Regions from separate parts of the Mus musculus genome. Here region 2 is linked to region 1. A link is a contact called in ENCODE Hi-C or POLR2A ChIA-PET data. All regions are on one chromosome and are shown on one strand. The core of a region is the stretch at or near the end of the contact, and the rest is flanking DNA. Distances in the headings are between cores, read along the strand shown.

Evidence for each region. Hi-C counts contacts between places; a loop is a spot of excess contacts on that map. ChIA-PET counts read pairs that join two places held with the same protein, here RNA polymerase II (POLR2A).
Region 2: a map of adrenal gland shows a loop between it and region 1 (2.1-fold over the local background). The contact joins two enhancer-like sites. A Hi-C loop is called at or near these places in 2 of 37 maps with a recorded cell type or tissue (adrenal gland and heart). POLR2A ChIA-PET finds 5 or more read pairs at or near these places in 1 of 5 experiments (Patski).

What each region holds. Positions count from the first base shown.
Region 1 is chr15:62,325,833-62,331,294 of GRCm38, reverse strand. No RefSeq gene overlaps it. Among named protein-coding and RNA genes, the nearest start is that of Pvt1, 290 kb to the right of the region's middle. Within about 2 kb of position 2,851, at least 2 of the 3 ENCODE cell types and tissues checked have a DNase peak (open chromatin) inside an H3K27ac peak, as active enhancers do; they include heart, where a contact is called at or near this core.
Region 2 is chr15:62,226,929-62,232,390 of GRCm38, reverse strand. All of the region lies in intron 2 of Pvt1 (Pvt1 oncogene), which reads right to left. Among named protein-coding and RNA genes, the nearest start is that of Pvt1, 190 kb to the right of the region's middle. Within about 2 kb of position 2,355, at least 1 of the 3 ENCODE cell types and tissues checked has a DNase peak (open chromatin) inside an H3K27ac peak, as active enhancers do; it is heart, where a contact is called at or near this core.

The DNA.
Region 1 (5,462 bases), core at 1,602-4,101:
TATATGGGTTCACTAGTTAATTTGTCTAAGTGTCAATAAGTATGCCCTTTGAAATTAAGGTCTAATCATTGGTATTCATCCTCCAAGGTCATTAGTGGCAAGAAATAAAAAGTATATCGTGAGCTTAAAGCTAGAAACACAGGAAGGCTCCGTAGTGATGATACAGGGGAAGATAGGTTTTGGGGGTTTTTGGGTTTTTTGGGTTTTCTGGTTTTTGGTTTTTGATTTTTTTTTTGTTTTGTTTTGATTTGATTTGATTTGTTGTTTTTTACTGCTTCAAGGTAGCAAGTTTTCTCTTCAGCAAAAGATATCTGTCATGTTCTTCCTTCTATCCTCTACATTTAGTTGCCTAGCAATCTATGTATTCATTTGGAAGTCAAGTACCTTGTAGGGCAGGCTGATCCTAAACTTACCACTCGGTCAAAGATGACAATGAACTCTTGACCCTCCTTCCTCCCCCTCCCAGAGGCTGAGATTGAAGGCCTGTACCACCACATCATCTCACATTCCATTTGAATAGAGACATGAAAGTTACATTACTGTGCGTCCTTCCCCACTCTGTTGTCTTTACTCCCTCACATCCTGAGCCTCACGGTTGTGAAGAGTAGCAAACTCTATCTGGAGAAGCTGCTATGAAACAATGAAGTTTAAAAAAGAAAAGTGTAAGACATAATAAGGGATGAGCAAGGAAGAGTGGCAGGGGGACAGTAAGAAGTGCCCTAATATTATCTAATCAGTGCAGAATCAAGAGTGTTGGGCAAAGCCAAAACTGCATATTCCAGGAATTATTGAAGAACAATTCTAAGTGGTATATGAAATATCAATCACTGTTAGATCATCTGACAGTTACTTTAGCTGTGCAGTGTGGCTATAAAATTCAGGCCCTTGCTTAAAAGTTCTGGCAAGACTGGGTGTGTTCATTACTCTTTAGCATACCTGTGCAGGTGTGCATGTATATGCCTATGTGGGTGTGGATGTGACTGTGTGTACATGAGTATATGAGTGTGTATTTATGTGTGAACAACTCTGTGTGTACCTGTGTGTGTGCAAGTGTGTGTGTGTGTGTGTGTGTGTGTGCGCGCTGAATATGTTGGGCTAAAGAAGTTAGTTCTGATCTGTGTGCCACACAATATATCAAGGTGAGGGGACAATTAGGACAAGTCCCTACACTCCAGGGACCTAGAACAAATCTGTGTGTGTGTCTGTCTGTCTGTCTGTCTTTCCAGCTCCCTTCCTTGTTTACTGAGCTCTTACTATGGAACAGGCACTGAGTATGCACATCATTTCACTGGTTCCTAATCCACATTGTAGCAACTACTCAAAGGCTCTTATTCCTATTTCTAAGTCTACCAGATGTTAAAAGGCAGAGTACAACTTAAGTCTCTGTTAAAAGAATCTCCCAGTTCTACTTCCACAGGCTAATAGCGGTTGATAGTAAAACCATCTAACAAGACACGGATGTCAGCCACATAGCTGCTGCTGTATGAATAGGGTAGGAGCCACACCTGAGTTTGGATTCTTGCTCAACATGTAGTGACTCTCTGTGTGTGTGTGTGTGTGTGTGTGTGTGTGTGAGAGAGAGAGAGAGAGAGAGAGAGAGAGACAGAGAGAGAGACAGAGAGAGAGACAGACAGACAGACAGACAGACAATCAGAAAGGCTGATGATATAATGGTATATTTGGGAAACTATTTAAGAACACATAGAGGCCTACAACCCTGAAAGGACATCTGTTTCAATCCCCTTACTTTATAGTTGAGAATATCAACACTATGTAAGAACAAGGGCACAAGAACTCCCTGCCTGAACTCCTCAGGGAGAGATTGACACCAGTAGGACCCCTGGTTTCTGATACCCACTTAGCTCCTTGCTTTTTCTGAGATTTCATTCCATGTCACAGGCAGGCTTTCGACTGCCCTTCCTCAAATCAAAGGAAATATCTGTTCCCCACCAAGCAGATTCTTGTGAAAGAAATCTTGTGAAAGCACCTCTCATCTGTTTTCCCTCTATCTGTGCATTGATGGAGGTCAAGTGAAGGTCAGGGAATGCCCCGATGACTGGACTTCTGGGTCTCCACACCCAAGAATGCAGCCAAGCTTCAAATAAATCAGACTGCGAGCAAGAATTCAGACGGGCTCCCCCAAGTTCCAGGCTTCCTTTTCCTGGTAGAAGTCATCAGCTGTCTTGTTGCTAGGAGACCAGTGGAGGTGGAAAGTAAAATAGCCATAGTTTTCTAACTTATCTGAAAATGCAGTTTGTCTTTGCTCCCTTGGGGGTTCAGCTTCCTTAAGAGCAGGCTATCACAGCCAGGCAGAGAGAGACCTTTCTTCCTTCCTTCCTCTCTTTCTTTCTTTCTTTCTTTCTTTCTTTCTTTCTTTCTTTCTTTCTTTCTTTCTTTCATGAAATGGATAGAGCTTTTCCTGGGCATAGAGTGTCATACAGCAGAGACCAGGGAGCTGCCAATTACTGATGCAATGTTTGGGAAAGAGTTGCTGAGCACACATGACTCAACAAAATATGACAATTTGCGTCCCTATCTCTTGGAAAGTTGTACTTATCAGAACCAATAAGAGCGGTGCGGTCAGTAAGCACACGGAGCTGTATTTATCATGAGGGAATTGAGTAGGAATTAAAGCCCCGAGGATTGTGAGTGGAGGAGATGATTTGAGTCACTATCTGTCCGGGACTTTCCTTTTCGGTGGCATTCCAATAGCACAGACCTCACCCTGGCAAACCATAGCATTGCTCAATATTAAAAACATTTGCCTGGAATGCAGGACATGTGAACTCAGACACCCCCTACAGCTTCACAGTGTGATCCCAGCATGCTGCATTCACTGTAAACACCACGGCTTTCAGGAGAACAAGGACAGTGCCCAGAGGTGACACAAACCACAGGCAGAGAGTGTGGCAACAAGAACCTTCCCAGCCTTCGCACAGCACTTAACACCACCCCACTGATGACCCTGGCAGAGATGGAAAGGGATCCCATGGGAGGAAACCAGTGCATTCTTTTACCCTTAGAAGAAAGTAAGAATGGAAACTGATTTCCTCTTTCTCTGGTGGTGTGCTTGGTTGTCTGAAGCAGAAAAGTATAACTGAAAGGAAGGAAGCAAGGAAGCAAGGAAGCAAGGAAGCAAGGAAGGAAGGAAGGAAGGAAGGGAGGAAGAGAGAGAGAGAGAGAGAGAGAGAGAGAGAGAGAGAGAGAGAGAGAGAGAGAAGAAAAGAAAAGAAAAGAAAAGAAAAGAAAAGAAAAGAAAAGAAAAGAAAAGAAAAGAAAAGAAAAGAAACGAAAAGAAAAGAAAAGAGAAAAGAGAAGGAAGGGAAGAAGGGAGAAAACAAGGAAGGAGGGAGAGAGGGAAGTAAGGGGCCACACAATTTACTCCCAACAAACGTTAGGAGAGTAAATAATGAGGTCATCAAACTCCCCATCCTTTTCTTGTCTAGGGATCCTCCCAGTTCAGCTGAGACAAAGTAGCAACCCTTGTTAAACTTGCTAAACTGTGAGTGAGAATATAACTCTGCATACTCTAAAGCCTATTTAATCTGTGCAGTGTCTGCCAGAGCTCAGGGGTTTGCCAGTGCAGGGCTAAAGGCAGACACAACATTTCTGACTGACTACAGCAGGTCACTGCCCACCCTGCCCCCACCACCACTTTCAAAGTCAGAAGAGAAACTCTCCTCACACACTGCTGACTGCTCAGGCCAGCTGTCAAAGACGATGTCCACTCTTTCACACAGGACAGCAATTAGCCAAAATCATCCCAAATTGCTGCCACTGAAAATCTCTAATTGCCCATCGGGGTTTGTGGTTTTGTCTACAAAGAGAGTCATACAGAAGGGGCAACTAAAGGGCTGTGCAATGAGGGTTTCTAGGCAAGCTTAAGCATGCGTCTTCCGAAGCAGAGGGTCAAGCTCAGGAAGACGAAAGACATAGAATGTAAAGGTGACCTTTATAGTCTCAAACTCTGGAGGAAGTAGAGAAGCATGAGGTCAGAAGACAGGCTCATAATCCCACTGACATTGGCAGATCCCAGCACAGTGTTGGTTGTAGACTATGTGACATAGTCACTATATTTAAGGAAGAATCAAAATGTGGCGTCAACAGAAGAAGTGTCACTTCTGGAGTTCACTCATACCCATCATATATGACCTTGGGTAAGTCAAGGCTTCCTCCTGGGACGATCTTGTCCTTCTTCTTAGATTTTCCATGTTGGGTTCCTCCCGTGTGAAATGCCTCTCCAGCATTTCCTAGGAAACTGTTATCCCCACTATTCTGCTTTGCTCCTGGTGATGGGATCACCAAAGAAACTCAGAGGAGGATGGTAGTATTCCAGCTTTCACTTCTAGGCCAGTGAACCAGTCAAGGCAGCAGGAACTTCTAAGCAGCTAGTCAAGGGCAGGAAGGGAATGAATACATGTATGATTGGTCAACTCAACTTCTCCGCTGCTAAACAGGCCTGGAACTAAAGCCAAGAAACGGTGCCATCTGCATGATTAGGCCCTAGGTTAATGTTGAGAGTCCTTCTTGATCACTCTCCACCTTATCTTTTGAGACAGAGTCTCTCAGTTGAGCCCATATCTGCCCTATGTGTGCTTACATGGATGTACTAAAATCTGTTCACCCAACTGTAGTATCTTGAAGCTCAGAAAACAAAGTTCAGGCTGCAGGGAAAGTTCAGGCTTGTAAACTGCTTGCCACGTGAATTCAAAGAGCTGAGTTCAAATCCCCAGAACCCAAGTAAAAAGCTGAGTGTTTGAACGTGTATATGTAATCTCAGTGCTACTATGACAAGATAGGCAATGGAAATCCAAGAAAGTCAAGACTCTCATGGGCCAGTGAGGCTGCCATACTTAGCCCAAAGGGAAATTAAGTAAGATGTTACAAGGTTGTCCTCCGACTTCTACATGTGCATTACAGCAAGTGTGCAATAGACACACCCATGCCTCATACAAAGAAAGATGGAAAGAAGGAGAAGGGAGGAAGTGGGGAATGAGGAAGAGGGAGGGGGAGGAGAAGAAAATGAAACTCAAAGAATGTATTAAGCCACAAGTGAAAAAGCAAAGATGAGACCCCAGATCTACCAGATCTGCCAGCTCTTATATCTGTTCTCTGCTTTCTGTCCTCACATCACCATCCCCTGTCTTCTAGCTTCCCCTAGGATCCCAGGATGATGGTATTCTCCCTGGACTAGCCTTTCTGCTTACCCACTATCTCATTAGCACCAGCACCTCTATCCAGATGAGGAGCAAGAGACAAATGCTAAGTCCATGCCTGAGCCTCTACAGTGTTAAATAGATGTGACTGGTAGCTCCTCACTACCATATCATGAAGCTTATTCTTGTACTTCCTCATAATCAATGGTATGATTTGAATGTTCTTCCACCTGCTATCTCAATAATTAGTTCACTCAAAAAAAAAAAAGAGCTAACAAATATAAAACAAAAAACAACTAGAGGATA
Region 2 (5,462 bases), core at 1,106-3,605, 98 kb after region 1:
AACCCCAAATCTCAAGTAAGGATAACCCAGGCATGGAAGAAATGAGAGCTTGGACTAAAGGCACTTATTGATCAATAGCAGAAACCAGGTAGGAAGACAGGCAACTAGCTACCAGAACCCAAAAGTATCTGTCTACTTTCTGATGGCAATTCTGTAAAAGCCCATGCTGGAACCCCACAAGCCTGCGAGTTGCTTTTTCCTGATTCTTTTCCTTTCCCTACTTATACCACCCTGTGTTCACCCACAAGTGGTTAACATATCACCCCTTGCCCCAAATCTGAAGGTAGTTGTTCATGCTGTAGCCAGCTACTCAGCAGAATGCAAACCAGTCAAAGGGTATCTATCATGCTTGCTGGATTTTGTTTTCTTGTCCCACAAAAGCCAGCTATTTCCTTCAAATTGATATCAGTCAGGTCAGGAAGTTTCTTTTTCCCTAAAATCCATTGTGTGGGGGAAGATCAGAGGGTCTCCTGGCTGCCAGATCATCATGGAGAGATAGAAGTTGGCTGTCCTTGGTCTTGCCATGTGGCCCCTCTGAGGCAGCTCAGTTAATCGCTAATATGGTACATTTTTACCTATCAAGGGACATCCTAAGCAACATGACACCCATCAAATTACACATGATAAGCATCACCAATCCGAGTGTCTCTGCTTTGCATCAAAGGCACCTAAGAATCTTATACGACTTTGTTCTGTCTCATAAACCCACTGCTTGTAGTGCCTGACAGGCAAAAGACCATACCTGTTTCCCAGCAGCGATCTTTCCAGTAAAACAAACTCTTCTAAAAGGGGATGTGTGTGGGGGGGGGGGGATCATCAGAGGGCACTCCACCTCATTTTCCTGTCGTAGATTAAATGTTAGGGCTTATAACAACGGGATGAATTGATAGAAGTATAATATTGTGTGTGTCCAGTGTGGGTTGTAGAAGCTAAAATAAAGACCACCACAATGCCTATGCTCTAACCCCCCAAACCTGGGAATGAATACCAGGTTACATGGCAAATGGGTATTTAGGAGGCAAACCGAACTAAAGCTGTTGATTTGTTTAAAATAAGGAGATGATTCTGGATGATTCTGGTGGCCCCAGTTATGATCACGGGGGCTTCAAGGAAAGGAAGAAGAAAGGGCTGGGGTTGTAGTTCACTCAGTAGAGGGCTTCTTTATTATGTACAGAGACCTGAGCTTAATCTCCAGAACCAAATAACTGAGCATCGTGGTACACATCTGTAACCCCAACACTAGGGAGGTGGGGACAGGGAAACAAGAAATTCAAGGGCATATGATAACAACGCTTATTCTTCACCCTCCTGGCAGCTGGTCACCTGGGTGTTGGCTGATGTAAGCAGGGCTTGTGGAAAGGTATCTACATTACACTCCATCACCAAAGGCCCCTTCTTACTGTGACCGTGACAGAAGAGAAACCTTCCACACATTCCGTTCTCCAATTGGGTGATAAGACTATGCTTCCCATAGAGCACAAGAAGTCACATGGCTAAGTTCAAAGTCAAGGAAGGAAAGTACATTGTGTCCAACATACTATGCCAGCACGGAAAAGGTATGACTGCAGTCTTATGGGGGAAGGGTGTGTGTGTGTGCTGCATGCGGTATTGTAACCACCAGTTCAAGCAACCACAGGCAATCAGTACTGTCAATATCTCACAGTACAGATGAGGAGGCTAGAACAAAATGAATTATAATTTCACCTAAATCATACTACTAGTATATGAGTGAACTAGCATTAGAAGTTGTGATGGTCAGTCTTAATTGTCAACTTCATGAGACCTAGGAAAGCCAAGGAAATAGGCTTCTGGGTATATACAAGGAATTCTCTTGACTGGATTGCTTGAGGTTTATTGATCCATCCATTGTGGGTAGCACGCTTGGATTAGAAGCAAGGCCTGAATGAGAAGGAAGAACTACAGATTGGATAGACGCTTCACCATGCAAGTTCTCATTGCTGTGATTTCCCTACTTTGATGGACCGCAACTTGTGTTCTGAAATAAATGTTCTCTCTAGTAAATTAGTTTTGTCAGAGCATTTTTTTTAAACCAAAGCAATAAGAGAAGAAGCTAAGACAGAAGGCAAGTAGGGAGATTGAGAATGATGGCTAAGAATTTACTTCTGCTAATGAGTAGAGTTAAATCTGCATGACACTAAATGTTATTGAGTCTGCGCATTGAGTCGGTGCATTGCTCTGGGTGGCAAAGATTCTCAGAAGCAAAGGAACAATACTCCAAAAGAGGAAGCAAGCCAATGGAAAGGCAGCCAGCTTGAACTGTTGCTTTCAGTGAGGCCACAGTCTCCCTTCCAGGCCTGGGGCCAAGAAGGTTCCGTGACTTTCCAGGGATGATTGTACAGCAAGTCCAACATCCAGATAGAGTCAGCTCTCCGTGGCTATAACAGGGCCAAATGTGCTTCTTCCCCATCTCCAGGGGCTGAATCTTCTGCTAAGGCAGGCTGGCTTATAAGGCCAGCACCTCTCTTCCTTTGACAATGGGAGGTCAGAAGGAGGTAATGAGGTGTAGAAGAGTTGAGGAAGAGACAGAGTCGTGGACAGAGCTGTGCCTGGGCACTGGAAGGCAGTTTGAGAGAGAATGGAGCCCTGGAGTGAAGTAATCCTCAGAAGCAAGCCTTACTGAGAAACTCTGTTTCAGAGCACCCAGTTGGATTTCCTGGAAAGGATCAGAAGCCGTCTCTGGGGCCTCTTTAGAAAGCTCACAGGGCGGGAAAGCTGAGGGTAGGACTCAGCAGTATCTCCACATGAAAAAGCACCCACTGTCTGGAGGCTCAGAACGACCAGAGAACCCAAAATATGAAGAGACTTTGAATACTGTAGCTTGGGTCAGGAATCACCAAGATCTCTACATAACTTGGTCCTACAAAGAATGTCAGTGGCTACTGTGACTTAAGGTAATGACACCTTAAGGCTGAACCAAAGGACAGGGGCTTCCCTCTGAGTCTAACAGCAACTGGACTCTATTCCTTCTCCCTGTCAACAGGAATAAAGGTCATCCTATCCCTGGGAGCTTGCTCCCTTCCATCTACTCTTACCTGAGAAGAATATGGTAGCATTTTATTTAAACATGGAAACTTCCCCAACCGGTTTATGACAGTCCTAAACATCCTGTACCGGATAAATAGCATTGTTCCCACACTGGCCAAGGCTCAGTGAAGTTAGTTTGCTCACAATCACCAGCTAAAGAACTTACAGTTCAACTCAGGTCTGCCAGATTCCTAACCTCTACTTCCTTATGTTTTGCCAGGTTGCTATCTTTGCATCCAGGGCATAGACTGAAAGAGAGATGGGACCTTTGATTCATGGATGAGCAGGCGCTGCTGCTGACAGCCACTTAGAACATTGTAGAGGGCTTAAGAGCAAGCATCCCAGAGCCAATTGAGCTTCTGAATCTTGCTTTTACCATTGAGAAATCTAGACAGGAGGGTGGAACACAGCAGTTAACCTCTCTCCCTAAGATGCTTCATCTGAGAAATGAATTCTACAATATCAACTGTACCATGGCAGTCAGATGAGGATAAAATAATTTGGTGAGAAGGAAGAATTGATGACAGTTCCCAGCACATAGAACAAAAACAGTGCTATCGTGTCTTGTTTTGTTGCTATGACTGCAGTTTAAACATGATCTTGGTTCCGGGACTCAGCAGAACTTAGGAAATTAGTCTGAACAGGTTAGAGGGTGCGCCAGAGAACCGGACAGCTTCTGGGACGGGCGGAAGCACAGAGCCGCTGAGGCAGCAGCCTGGGCGGGCCGCAGACAACCGGCCACCATCCGGACCAGAGGACCAGAGGACAGGTGTCCGCCTGGCTTGGGAGGCGGCCTCAGCCTCAGCAGCAGTGGTCGCCATCTGGGTTCCGGGACTCCGCGGGACCTAGGAAATTAGTCTGAACAGGTTAGAGGGTGCGCCAGAGAACCAGACAGCTTCTGTATGATAAAAACTTCAAGTCTCTGAAGAAAGAAATTAAAGAAGATCTCAGAAGATGGAAAGATCTCCCATGCTCATGGATTGGCAGGATCAATATTGTGAAAATGGCTATCTTGCCAAAAGCAATCTACAGATTCAATGCAATCCCCATCAAAATTCCAACTCAATTCTTCAACGAATTAGAAGGAGCAATTTGCAAATTCATCTGGAATAACAAAAAACCTAGGATAGCAAAAACTCTTCTCAAGGATAAAAGAACCTCTGGTGGAATCACCATGCCTGACCTAAAGCTTTACTACAGAGCAATTGTGGTAAAAACTGCATGGTACTGGTATAGAGACAGACAAGTAGACCAATGGAATAGAATTGAAGACCCAGAAATGAACCCACACACCTATGGTCACTTGATCTTCGACAAGGGAGCTAAAACCATCCAGTGGAAGAAAGACAGCATTTTCAACAAATGGTGCTGGCACAACTGGTTGTTATCATGTAGAAGAATGCGAATCGATCCATACTTATCTCCTTGTACTAAGGTCAAATCTAAATGGATCAAAGAACTTCACATAAAACCAGAGACACTGAAACTTATAGAGGAGAAAGTGGGGAAAAGCCTTGAAGATATGGTCACAGGGGAAAAATTCCTGAACAGAACAGCAATGGCTTGTGCTGTAAGATCGAGAATTGACAAATGGGACCTAATGAAACTCCAAAGTTTCTGCAAGGCAAAAGACACCGTCAATAAGACAAAGAGACCACCAACAGATTAGGAAAGGATCTTTACCTATCCTAAATCAGATAGGGGACTAATATCCAACATATATAAAGAACTCAAGAAGGTGGACTTCAGAAAATCAAACAACCCCATTAAAAAATGGGGCTCAGAACTGAACAAAGAATTCTCACCTGAGGAATACCGAATGGCAGAGAAGCACCTGAAAAAATGTTCAACATCCTTAATCATCAGGGAAATGCAAATCAAAACAACCCTGAGATTCCACCTCACACCAGTCAGAATGTCTAAGATCAAAAATTCAGGTGACAGCAGATGCTGGCGAGGATGTGGAGAAAGAGGAACACTCCTCCATTGTTGGTGGGATTGCAGGCTTGTACAACCACTCTGGAAATCCGTCTGGCGGTTCCTCAGAAAATTGGACATAGTACTACCGGAGGATCCAGCAATACCTCTCCTGGGCATATATCCAGAAGATGCCCCAACAGGTAAGAAGGACACATGCTCCACTATGTTCATAGCAGCCTTATTTATAATAGCCAGAAGCTGGAAAGAACCCAGATGCCCCTCAACAGAGGAATGGATACAGAAAATGTGGTACATCTACACAATGGAGTACTACTCAGCTATTAAAAAGAATGAATTTATGAAATTCCTAGCCAAATGGATGGACCTGGAGGGCATCATCCTGAGTGAGGTAACACATTCACAAAGGAACTCACACAATATGTACTCACTGATAAGTGGATATTAGCCCAAAACCTAGGATACCCAAGATATAAGAT